4 separate regions of the Homo sapiens genome follow, and regions 2, 3 and 4 are each linked to region 1. A link is a contact called in ENCODE Hi-C or POLR2A ChIA-PET data. All regions are on one chromosome and are shown on one strand. Each heading gives the region's core, a stretch centred on a gene start or an enhancer-like site at or near the end of the contact. The rest is flanking DNA. Distances are from core to core; before and after follow the strand shown.

Evidence for each region. Hi-C counts contacts between places; a loop is a spot of excess contacts on that map. ChIA-PET counts read pairs that join two places held with the same protein, here RNA polymerase II (POLR2A). Pooled maps may share reads with other maps.
Region 2: a map of mammary epithelial cell shows a loop between it and region 1 (4-fold over the local background). The contact joins the promoter of ENTREP1 here to the promoter of FXN in region 1. A Hi-C loop is called at or near these places in 4 of 168 maps with a recorded cell type or tissue (HCT116, Right ventricle myocardium inferior, esophagus muscularis mucosa and 1 more) and 13 of 50 pooled maps. POLR2A ChIA-PET finds 5 or more read pairs at or near these places in 1 of 52 experiments (PC-3).
Region 3: a loop to region 1 is called in a map of aorta, with 4 times the contacts of the local background. The contact joins the enhancer-like site here to the promoter of FXN in region 1. A Hi-C loop is called at or near these places in 3 of 168 maps with a recorded cell type or tissue (PC-9, aorta and ascending aorta) and 6 of 50 pooled maps.
Region 4: a map of PC-9 shows a loop between it and region 1 (5-fold over the local background). The contact joins the enhancer-like site here to the promoter of FXN in region 1. A Hi-C loop is called at or near these places in 1 of 168 maps with a recorded cell type or tissue (PC-9), 1 of 37 single-sample maps with no recorded cell type and 6 of 50 pooled maps.

What each region holds. Positions count from the first base shown.
Region 1 is chr9:69,034,125-69,037,109 of GRCh38, forward strand. FXN (frataxin) reads left to right here and starts at 1,628. Exons shown (of 5, transcript NM_000144.5): 1 at 1,628-1,823. The coding sequence starts at 1,659. RefSeq lists silencers at 1,517-1,986, 2,569-2,863 and an enhancer at 2,147-2,196.
Region 2 is chr9:69,323,588-69,326,801 of GRCh38, forward strand. It overlaps ENTREP1 (endosomal transmembrane epsin interactor 1), which reads left to right and starts at 1,628. Exons shown (of 11, transcript NM_001347995.2): 1 at 1,628-2,136. The coding sequence starts at 1,723.
Region 3 is chr9:69,394,263-69,397,115 of GRCh38, forward strand. No RefSeq gene overlaps it. Among named protein-coding and RNA genes, the nearest start is that of ENTREP1, 70 kb to the left of the region's middle. Within about 2 kb of position 1,528, at least 2 of the 41 ENCODE cell types and tissues checked have a DNase peak (open chromatin) inside an H3K27ac peak, as active enhancers do.
Region 4 is chr9:69,411,100-69,414,226 of GRCh38, forward strand. LOC124902177 (a long non-coding RNA gene) reads right to left here. Exons shown (of 2, transcript XR_007061568.1): 2 at 735-1,984. Among named protein-coding and RNA genes, the nearest start is that of ENTREP1, 87 kb to the left of the region's middle. Within about 2 kb of position 1,717, at least 3 of the 41 ENCODE cell types and tissues checked have a DNase peak (open chromatin) inside an H3K27ac peak, as active enhancers do.

The DNA.
Region 1 (2,985 bases), core at 378-2,877:
CCTGTGCCAACACCACTTCTTCCATGAATACTTCCTTGATTCCCCCATCCCTAGCTCTATATAAATCTCCCACTCAACACTCACACCTGTTAGTTTACATTCCTCTTGACACTTGTCATTTAGCATCCTAAGTATGTAAACATGTCTCTCTTCACGATTCACAAAGTGGCTTTGGAAGAACTTTAGTACCTTCCCATCTTCTCTGCCATGGAAAGTGTACACAACTGACATTTTCTTTTTTTTTAAGACAGTATCTTGCTATGATGGCCGGGCTGGAATGCTGTGGCTATTCACAGGCACAATCATAGCTCACTGCAGCCTTGAGCTCCCAGGCTCAAGTGATCCTCCCGCCTCAGCCTCCTGAGTAGCTGAGATCACAGGCATGCACTACCACACTCGGCTCACATTTGACATCCTCTAAAGCATATATAAAATGTGAAGAAAACTTTCACAATTTGCATCCCTTTGTAATATGTAACAGAAATAAAATTCTCTTTTAAAATCTATCAACAATAGGCAAGGCACGGTGGCTCACGCCTGTCGTCTCAGCACTTTGTGAGGCCCAGGCGGGCAGATCGTTTGAGCCTAGAAGTTCAAGACCACCCTGGGCAACATAGCGAAACCCCCTTTCTACAAAAAATACAAAAACTAGCTGGGTGTGGTGGTGCACACCTGTAGTCCCAGCTACTTGGAAGGCTGAAATGGGAAGACTGCTTGAGCCCGGGAGGGAGAAGTTGCAGTAAGCCAGGACCACACCACTGCACTCCAGCCTGGGCAACAGAGTGAGACTCTGTCTCAAACAAACAAATAAATGAGGCGGGTGGATCACGAGGTCAGTAGATCGAGACCATCCTGGCTAACACGGTGAAACCCGTCTCTACTAAAAAAAAAAAAAAATACAAAAAATTAGCCAGGCATGGTGGCGGGCGCCTGTAGTCCCAGTTACTCGGGAGGCTGAGGCAGGAGAATGGCGTGAAACCGGGAGGCAGAGCTTGCAGTGAGCCGAGATCGCACCACTGCCCTCCAGCCTGGGCGACAGAGCGAGACTCCGTCTCAATCAATCAATCAATCAATAAAATCTATTAACAATATTTATTGTGCACTTAACAGGAACATGCCCTGTCCAAAAAAAACTTTACAGGGCTTAACTCATTTTATCCTTACCACAATCCTATGAAGTAGGAACTTTTATAAAACGCATTTTATAAACAAGGCACAGAGAGGTTAATTAACTTGCCCTCTGGTCACACAGCTAGGAAGTGGGCAGAGTACAGATTTACACAAGGCATCCGTCTCCTGGCCCCACATACCCAACTGCTGTAAACCCATACCGGCGGCCAAGCAGCCTCAATTTGTGCATGCACCCACTTCCCAGCAAGACAGCAGCTCCCAAGTTCCTCCTGTTTAGAATTTTAGAAGCGGCGGGCCACCAGGCTGCAGTCTCCCTTGGGTCAGGGGTCCTGGTTGCACTCCGTGCTTTGCACAAAGCAGGCTCTCCATTTTTGTTAAATGCACGAATAGTGCTAAGCTGGGAAGTTCTTCCTGAGGTCTAACCTCTAGCTGCTCCCCCACAGAAGAGTGCCTGCGGCCAGTGGCCACCAGGGGTCGCCGCAGCACCCAGCGCTGGAGGGCGGAGCGGGCGGCAGACCCGGAGCAGCATGTGGACTCTCGGGCGCCGCGCAGTAGCCGGCCTCCTGGCGTCACCCAGCCCAGCCCAGGCCCAGACCCTCACCCGGGTCCCGCGGCCGGCAGAGTTGGCCCCACTCTGCGGCCGCCGTGGCCTGCGCACCGACATCGATGCGACCTGCACGCCCCGCCGCGCAGTAAGTATCCGCGCCGGGAACAGCCGCGGGCCGCACGCCGCGGGCCGCACGCCGCACGCCTGCGCAGGGAGGCGCCGCGCACGCCGGGGTCGCTCCGGGTACGCGCGCTGGACTAGCTCACCCCGCTCCTTCTCAGGGCGGCCCGGCGGAAGCGGCCTTGCAACTCCCTTCTCTGGTTCTCCCGGTTGCATTTACACTGGCTTCTGCTTTCCGAAGGAAAAGGGGACATTTTGTCCTGCGGTGCGACTGCGGGTCAAGGCACGGGCGAAGGCAGGGCAGGCTGGTGGAGGGGACCGGTTCCGAGGGGTGTGCGGCTGTCTCCATGCTTGTCACTTCTCTGCGATAACTTGTTTCAGTAATATTAATAGATGGTATCTGCTAGTATATACATACACATAATGTGTGTGTCTGTGTGTATCTGTATATAGCGTGTGTGTTGTGTGTGTGTGTTTGCGCGCACGGGCGCGCGCACACCTAATATTTTCAAGGCTGGATTTTTTTGAACGAAATGCTTTCCTGGAACGAGGTGAAACTTTCAGAGCTGCAGAATAGCTAGAGCAGCAGGGGCCCTGGCTTTTGGAAACTGACCCGACCTTTATTCCAGATTCTGCCCCACTCCGCAGAGCTGTGTGACCTTGGGGGATTCCCCTAACCTCTCTGAGACGTGGCTTTGTTTTCTGTAGGGAGAAGATAAAGGTGACGCCCATTTTGCGGACCTGGTGTGAGGATTAAATGGGAATAACATAGATAAAGTCTTCAGAACTTCAAATTAGTTCCCCTTTCTTCCTTTGGGGGGTACAAAGAAATATCTGACCCAGTTACGCCACGGCTTGAAAGGAGGAAACCCAAAGAATGGCTGTGGGGATGAGGAAGATTCCTCAAGGGGAGGACATGGTATTTAATGAGGGTCTTGAAGATGCCAAGGAAGTGGTAGAGGGTGTTTCACGAGGAGGGAACCGTCTGGGCAAAGGCCAGGAAGGCGGAAGGGGATCCCTTCAGAGTGGCTGGTACGCCGCATGTATTAGGGGAGATGAAAGAGGCAGGCCACGTCCAAGCCATATTTGTGTTGCTCTCCGGAGTTTGTACTTTAGGCTTGAACTTCCCACACGTGTTATTTGGCCCACATTGTGTTTGAAGAAACTTTGGGATTGGTTGCCAGTGC
Region 2 (3,214 bases), core at 378-2,877, 290 kb after region 1:
ATCCCAGCACTTTGGGAGGCCGAGGCGGGCGGATCACGAGGTCAAGAGATCCAGACCATCCTGGCCAACATGGTGAAACCCCGTCTCTATTAAAAAATATAAAAATTAGCTGGGTGTGGTGGCGGGCACCTGTAGTCCCAGCTACTCTGGAGGCTGAGGCAGGAGAATCGCTTGAACCCGGGAGGCGGAGGTTGCAGTGAGCCGAGATCACGCCATTGCACTCCAGCCTGGGCAACAGAGCGAGACACCATCTCAAACAAAACAAAACAAAACAAAAAACCCCTGCATGAATCAACAGACTTTAAACACTTATTTTGAAAGACATTTCCCTTTTCCTCCAGAATTTGAATTTATTCATGGGAGCAGTCTGTAAAGGAAGTCCTAGGCACCATTAAAGACAAGTGCTTTAATAATTTAAGAAGTGTGCATGTAAACTTGGGCACATTGACAGTATATTACATTGGGTTAAAGTGTAACGACCAATATAAATCCAGCTTCCACAAGCAGAGCATAAAAACTGACACATACTTTTCTTGGTTTATTGGGTAGGAGGATGTTAAATACCTTATGGTAAGATAAGCTTTCTAATACTGGAACTGACTAACTGCAAAGAACACTGCTCTGGTTCTTATCAGGAAAAAAAGTCCATTATAATCATTTTAGGCACGAAACTTTCTACGCATTAGAATTCTTCCGAGGTGAAAAGTATATTATTAAGGGAATTCATTTTGCAAAGAGGAATCTTTTTTTTTTTTTTTTTTTTTTTTTTGCTCTAAAGATTTTTCATAAATTACCAGAGTAGTTTAGGATTTTATTAGGATATTTCCTCGGAAGTTTGGGGGTTCCGTGTTCTATCAGGTGATGCCTAATAGATGCCTGATATAGCTCATAAGTCAATGAGAGGACAGAGCGTTACACTTGCCATGCACTCCGGGCTGCCCCGGGTACTTTCTTTACGGATGCTGGATGCTTCCAAGGTAACCCAGTCCTTTCATTCCCGCTCCTACCGAGATGCCGGGAAAGCACTCCCGCGCCGATGCGAGGTAGGCACGTCCTGCGCCCTGTGAGCGGTAACTGCGCTCGGCGTCGTCCTTCCCGAAGTCCTTGGCTTACACCTCTTCCCATCGAGTCGCCCCAAAGCCCCTCCTCCAGGCATCCCCCTCCTTGGGCAAAAGTTTAAGGGCGGGCCCCCTTCTCACTAAAGCGCGCCAGGGCCTCTCTCGTGGCTGGACAGAGAAGGCTCCTCGCTCTTCTCTAGCCCCAGCTCGGCGGGTGGGGACAGACGCTGAGACTCTCGGTGGCCGGCGCTGACGTGTCCTGGCCGTGAGGTGCCTCCCACCTCGAGGGACTTACTTAAATATTTGGGGCAGGGCACCCTCCCAGGACCCCAGGAAGCCGGCGCAGGTTCGGCGGGGACCCTGAGGCTGTGGCGCACTTGCCCCGGCACAGCGCGAGCACGGAGTGCGCGTGGGTGAGAGTGAGGGTGCGCCCAGGGCCAGCGGGAGGCGGACCCGCCAGGCGGCAGGTGGGTGCGGCCGGCTGGAGCCAGGGCAGCGGCAGCGGCGGCAGCAAGTGGTTGGGCCGTGCGCATTTCCTTCCCTCCCCCTCGGCCTCGGAGCCCGTCTGCAGTGCCCAGTGTGCTGCGCCTTCGGCTCGGCTCCGCTCCGCGTCCTCTGCCCGCCGCAGCCGGCCGCACCCGGCCGCACCCTTCCCCGTCCGTCCATGTCCCTGCCCGTGGTGCTCCCGGGCTCCTGCTGCCCCGTGGCTGGGCTTTCGGGTGGGCCGCAGGCCGGGGGCCCGGGCGCCGCTGCCGCCGCCGCTCAGGAGCCGCCGCTGCCCCCGCTGCGGCCGCGCTGGCCCCGGGGCGCGCTGCAGCCCCCGTCGCGGCCTCGCTGCGCGGCCACCGCTGCTGCCGGGGTGCTGGCCGCGCCGCCGGCGCTCTCCTCCCGCCGGGCAGTCGCCGCCGCTGCCGCCGCGGCCCCGGGCTCCGCGCTGCTGCCCGCCCGCCCGCTGCTGTCACTTGGGCTGCTTCAGCTGATCTTGGGCTGCTGCATGGTGGCGCTCAGCTTCGGGGCGCTGTCGCTGAGCAGCTCCCCGCAGGTGAAGAACTCGTGCCCGTTCTGGGCCGGCTCCTCGGTGAGTACCGCGCGCGCGCCCCGTTCGCCCGGTCATCCCGGTGATAGGGGGCTCTGGTCGTTCCTCTCCATTGCCCCTTTGTTGGCCTCCAGGGCTGCAGTTGGGGGAGCCTCACGCCACCTGAAGTTTTTGGAGGCTGGAGAAAAATGTTCCGCGACGGTCGAGTTCAGGGGTGAATTGGGTTGCACCTGGGTAGTGTCTGTTGCGCGCAGGCTGAAGAATTTTATTTTCCCTGTCAAGCTAATAGAATTAAAGACACCCAGCTCTTTGGGAGATTGGAAGGACAGGGTGTGGGTGGCAGGAAAGTGGGAGGAAAATGATTAAACTTCTTTTGGTTATTGAGTATTTGCTGCACTGACAACGTCTGTGCTGGGAGGGCAGGGATTTTGATCATTTTTGTTCACTGATGTATCAAGAATGCCTGGCACATAGTAGGTGTATTTGTGAGATGGGACAGTTTGACTGGGGCACATCGCTTGTTTTATTCTGCATTAAGACACACGTAAATGTGAAATGTGTAGGGTGGCTCGACCCCCAGACGAGTTCAGGAGGTAATGAGGGGGTGTGTGTGAACTGGCGCTTGTACCTGGTCATTAAAGGAAGGCCTTAACCCCACTGGGTTCCTGGAGCCATGCAGGCTGCTGTGCAGAATTCAGTTTGTGAGAACCGGGACCTGTCATTATGGATGAGCTGGCCAAAAGTCCTGGAGTGCCCAGCAGCTAGCTAGAGATGTCTGCTCTACAGGACCCACTCCTCCCTCCTCCAACCGGGAACGCTGAGCCTGGGGCCAAAGAGTGCCCAACTTCAGAGAAAAGCTGCTGCCAGCCAGTATCTATGGACACCGGGTGGCCACTCCCCCCTGCCTCCTAACAATCTCACAATTTCCAAGGCATCCAACCCCTTGACGTTTTCTGGGTGTTGAGAGACTTGGAAACACATCTTTGTGGAATGACTATGGAAGATGAGCACAGTAAATAACCTCTCTTTATATCTTTTTTTTTTAATTTTTAATTTTTATTTTTAAGGGACAGAGTTTCCCCATGTTGCCCAGGCTGGTTTCCAACTCCTGAGCTCAAGC
Region 3 (2,853 bases), core at 278-2,777, 360 kb after region 1:
AGTAAAAAAAAAAAACACAGAAACATATATATATATAACAATAGTTTACATATATTTAGCATGGGAGGGAACTCAGAAGTCATGTGATTTATCTCCTTCCTAGTTCATCTGGGTAGTAATATACTTTTAAATACTTAAGCATTAATAATGATACACATGCTCATAGGTTAACTGAACATATATAGCGAGGGCAGCTGTTTCGCCTTTGGAGTTCCTTAGGAATCCATAGTCCAGTGGTTTTAACAAAGCATTTCAAATGTGGTTATCAAAATTATACCAGAGGGTTGATTAATTAGCATAAGGGATGTTTGAAATAAGTTTTCACTGGTGAAGTAAATAATGTTCACAACATGTGGCCAGCTAGGAGCACTGCATAGTCATTGTTGCCTCTGTCCCAATGAGGCATCAGAATCTGGTCCCCACTTTGTGAGATTGTCACAGGATGGACTGAGATTCAAGCTGCTCCTTCAGAACCCCAACCTTTCAAGCAAGCTACGTATCTGAGAATCTGAGGACAGCTAGGACTTCCCCAAGCTTACAAACTGTTTTGTGCAGCCTTGCCAATGAGCATGGCTGGCTGGCAGAATTGCCCAAGACCTGCTTTCATTGGAGCATCTTGATGGTGAGGTTTGGAGGAGGAGTCTATGGCCCCTAATTTCCAGACGCTGCCTGTATTTGTCAAAAGAACCAGACATTTGCTGAACTGTCTAATTGGGTAGGTCAGATCATGCTACCCCCTCAATTTGCAGGAAAGGAAACTGAGGCCCAGTGCTAAGAATGGGGCAGGGGTAAGAGACCAGCACTTCTGGCTGGAGTTAACCTTTGGTGTCGTCCATTCCATGAATTTGAACAATGCATGATGACCTGTATCCACCACTGTAGTAGTATACAGAGTAGTTCCACTGCCCTAAAATCCTCTGTGCTCTACCCAGTCATGCCTCTCTCCCCTAACTCCTGACAACCACTGGTCCTTTGACAGTCTCCATAGTTTTGCTTTCTCCAGAATGTCACACAGTTGGAATCAGATACTATACAGCCTTTTCAGACTGACTTCTTTCACTTAGTAATATGCATTCAAGTTTCCTGTATCTTTCCATGGTCTGATAATCCATTAAAACCCTTGAAAAGTTATTTGATTCAATAGTCATAAAAGTAAAGTACTCTATCATGTTAACATCTCAAAGCACTTACCCTCATTTTCTGAATTTACTCATGTCAGGGACCAGGGAAAAACAGGTCTGCAGCCCACACTGGATTAGTGTTCACCTGGGTTCCCACTCTAGACGGCGTCTCCCAGTTTCATTTGTCCTGTGTGATAGGTCCTGGGGACACTGATGAAGAGGACTGGGAGGTAACAGGTGGGGACCCCCTCTTCCCTCTGCACCCGTATCTGTCTCTGAGGCTACCTGTGAGCTTAGGCCCGTCCTCACAGCGAGACCCACGGTGTGAAGATCCAAGGCTTTGGCGAGTCGCTCAGGATTAGGAAGAACTGGCAGAGGAAGGAGGGGGCTGCAGCCAGGCCTCCACCCAGTGGGAGTGGAATTCTGGAAGCAGAACAAAGGGGCCCATTTCCACCTCCCCCCAGGCTGCTGTAGGATGCAGAGGAGGACAGTGGGGCAGGGAGGGAAGGGCCCAGGACAAGGCCATCTTTGTTTCCGTGTTGTTCCTCCCTGAGGCCTCTGCAAGGAAAGCCAAGTCCGAAGTCAAAAGACGCCACTTTTCTTCCACTCTCTCTCTGCAGAAGCCTTCATCCTCTCATTCACTCAACAGGTATTTATGGAGCTCCAGGGTACCAGGCTGTGGGCCAGGGGCTGAGGGTAGAATGCAGAGCAGGAAGAGGGGACACACAAATCACAAATTACAAATGCAAAGCCATTTTCCTCTTGGCTGCTGAACCGTGCCAAGGCTCCAGCAAGGAGGAGGAGCCAAGAGAGGGTGACTTTGAGACCAACAGGTACACGCCTGGTTTCTCAGAGGCTGGCGTGAAGGCTCCCTCATCCCTGATTATCAAACAGGCTCACGTGGCAGATGGTTCACCATCCTGGGAATTCTTGATGAAAAGTTATTCCTGACTATTGTTAAAGATGGTAACGGGCCGAGCACCATGGCTCACACCTGTAATTCCAGCACTTTGGGAGGCCGAGGCAGGTGGATCACCTGAGGTCAGGAGTTTGAGACCAGCCTGGTCAACATGGTGAAACCCCGTCTCTACTAAAGATACAGAAATTAGCCGGGTGTGATCATGGGTGCCTGTAATCCCAGCTACTTGGGAGGCTGAGACAGGAGAATTGCTTGAACTCAGGAGGTGGAGGTTGCAGTGAGCCAAGATTGTGCCACTGCACTCCAGCCTGGGCGATAGAGCGAATAGAGCGAGACTCCATCTCAAAAAAAAAAAAAAAAAGATGGTAAGGAAGACTTATTCAAGCAGGAGCCACCGCAGTGGGGTTCTGCAATAGGGGAGAAAGGTCAGACTCAACCCCAAACATAGCAGGACAAGTGGAGATTTATACAGCCAAGGAGCAATGTTGGGGTCAGTAGATAGAAAAGTACTAAGAGGAAACGTGAGGGCTGGGGCAATTCTTGATACACCAAGTCACTAGGATTCTTGCTGAAGGCAGGCCAGGGTGATAAGCTATCAGGGTAGGGAATGAGGAATGTGATCAGATACCAAGGATAGGAGATTTTTGCTAAACTGACTCAGCAGAATTCTTGCTAAAACTGGACTAAGAGTCCAAGAGTCAGAAAGAGGACTCAGGCAGGGTGCAATAGCTCATGCCCATAATCCCAACACTTTGAAAACTGAGGTGGGAGGATCACTTGAGTCCAGAAGTTCAAGACCAGACTGGGCAACAT
Region 4 (3,127 bases), core at 467-2,966, 380 kb after region 1:
ACTACTTTGGAAGCAGGGGGCAGAACTTGCTCTCTGATTGGGTGTGGGAGAGAGGCAAGAGTCAAAGTTAAATTCAGCCTCACCTCTTCAGCCCTCCTCAGTGCAGCAGCCCGAGCGGTCCTGTTAAAACAAGTCAGATCACATCCTCCTCTGCTCACTGCCCCCCAGTAGCTCCCACCTTGCTTGGCATAAACACCAGTATTCTTAGAGTCACTTCACAGCATAAACTTTCCCACCCATCCTAGTGTTGTCTCTCAATTCAGGACCTCTTCCCCTCTCCCTCTCACCCTCCCTCCCTCTGCTCTCCTCACTTCCTGGAAGAGGCCTAGGAGTTCTTGCCTCAGGGCCTTTGCACCTGCCAGCCGCCTGTCTGTTTTCCCTGTCTGTTTTGCCCTCTCAACTCCTTCAAGTCTTGACTCCAGTGTACCCTTCTCAGTGAGGGCTTTTCTGGCTGCCCTCTCCAAATACATCCCTCTAGAACTCTTATCTTTTCCCTATTTTTTTCTCTTCGCACGCTCCACAACTTAATTTAACTATCTCTTTTACTTATTTAACTTGATTTTTTTGTCTCCCTCGCTGGAATATATATAAATAGCAGGAAAGCAGGGATTTTGTTCAGTGAGGTCTTCTCAGCTCCCGTCACAGAATTAACCGCAGTCAGATGTTTGCTGACTGAATGACCATAATCTAAGAACCTAAACATTCCATTTACCACAAAAAGACCATCAGATTTATTCATCGTTTAGTAAAAGACATTTATTTGATGGCTAGACTTCTTTCAATAGTAAACTCTCTTGGTAACATTTTCACATTATTTCTTGGTCACTTTCTTTGTTTTCGGGGACAGCATAATTTAGAGACTAGAAATTGCGGGGAGGTGGTGGTAACCGGGTCCGGTCTCCGGCCGACGGGAGGATGGGGGCCACTAGGGCCGTCAGATCTCGCCGCGAAGGCGCAGAGCTTGGGCTTGCTGGTTCCAGCGTGGTTCCCACCTCCTGGGGAGCGGGGGGCTGCGCTACTCAGGGCGCTCGCTGCTCCCGTGGCGGTTTATGGCCTGTGTGGCCTGGACGTCGCGATTATTGTCCAAGACTTTCTCCTAGCAGCAGTGGCAGTTCCGGTTCTGCTGGCGAAGGTGCGGGTCTAAGAGGCGTAGACCGTTTTCCCCTGGGGGCTTGTGGGGATCCAGCGCCCACCAGAGAGGCGGCTGCAGGCTAACTCCACGAGCCACTCGAGCCAGCTGTGCTCATGTCTCCCTTGGCCCTCCCCGCTTCTGGTGCAGAATGGAGCCTCCCGCGTCCCAGGCCGGGAAAAACGCGACCCCCATCAGATTGGCTGGGACCCCCAGGATCCCGGCTATTGGGAGACGCTGCGCTGGAGGGAACGTTTTGGAACGCGGGGTGGGGTCGGTGGGCGCTTCCCTCCTGCCTCTGGGCTCCAGCCTGATGTCTCCTCCCTGCCTAACTAATTTCGAATGGAAATAACCTGAGGAGTAAAGCAGCAGAAGCGGTCGTTTTATTCCATGCCCACCCTCGCCTACTATAGATCAGCCGAGAGAACACGGGGGACGGCTTTCTCTATTACTAAAGGGAACTGAGGATGGAGGGGGAAGGGGACTGGGCAGTCCTTGGGGAGGGAATCTAGACCATGCCAGGCCCCAGACTCCTTTCCCGGCAGGGCCTATGTCCTGGGGTTTATTGAAATCGTTGCTGTATTCCCCCGCGGCCCACCAGGTGGCTGTAGCGGGTCACACATTGGGCTGGAGAAGGCCAGGAGAGCCAGGGCCGGAGAAACGCCTCGTCCACTTCCAAGCAGGGCGAGTCCCAGTAGCCTATGGGGACTCCAGCCTAGGACGTGGGCCACCGAGGCTCCTAGAATCATCGTGGCTAACAGCCATGGAACGATCGCCACGGTCCTTGCATCCGCAGCTCCCAGCACCGTGGCTGGCACCAAGCAGTGCTCCGAAGCTTCTTTCTGGGAAGGAAGGCTGAAGGGTGAGAACGCAAGCGAGCAATGAACAGCAGTTTCCAGCTGCCATCACCCAGAGCTCTTCTTTAGTCAAGAGTGAAATAGAATAAAATGGAACTGAAAATGGACTTGGTCCCTTGGGCCCCATGTCTAACTCTAGCCTACCTTTCCTGTCAAACTGGGTTGGCTGTGCTCCCCACGGCCAAATCATCCCTCTCCCTGGCCCCTGCTCCCCGGAGGCTGCCCACCTGGCTCCCGCAGCTCCATCCACCTTCCCCAAGCTCCCTGCAGGTTCTGTTCATCTTCTCCCTGAGATGTCATTTGTGCTGAGCAGTCTGCCTGATATTTCAGCTACCTGGGTACCTGTGGGTCTCACCCCTGATCACAGGCTCCTCAGGGAAGAGGGGATGGGAAAGTACAAGACAGAATGAAGTTTGTGTCATCACTCTGGGATTTTGGGCAAATTACCTAGCACATGTGAGGTCAGTTTCTTCATCAGTAAAATGGGGATAATACCTGCTCTGTGATATTGCTGTGCAGTTAAGTGCTAGAGCCTATGCAGCTCATTTGCCTGGCATCTTATAGGTGCTCAAAGAATGTTAGTTCTTATCATAACTGTTAGTGAGCTTGGTTGGAATGGTGAGTGGTTTTTTTTTAATCACTTTTTTTTTTAAAATTTTATTATTTCTATACTTTAAGTGTTAGGGTACATGTATACAACGTGCAGGTTTGTTACATATGTATACATGTGCCATCTTGGTGTGCTGCACCCATTAACTCGTCATTTACATTAGGTATATCTCCTAATGCTATCCCTCCCCCATCCCCCCACCCCACAACAGTCCCCAGTGTGTGATGTTCCCCTTCCTGTGTCCATGTGTTCTCATTGTTCAATTCCCACCTATGAGTGAGAACATGCGGTGTTTAGTTTTTTTGTCCTTGCCATAGTTTGCTGAGAATGATGGTTTCCAGCTTCATCCATGTCTCTACAAAGGACATGAACTCATCCTTTTTTATGGCTGCATAGTATTCCATGGTGTATATGTGCCACATTTTCTTAATCCAGTCTATCATTGTTGGACATTTGGGTTGGTTCCAAGTCTTTGCTATTGTGAATAGTGCCGCAATAAACATACGTGTGCATGTGTCTTTATAGCAGCAT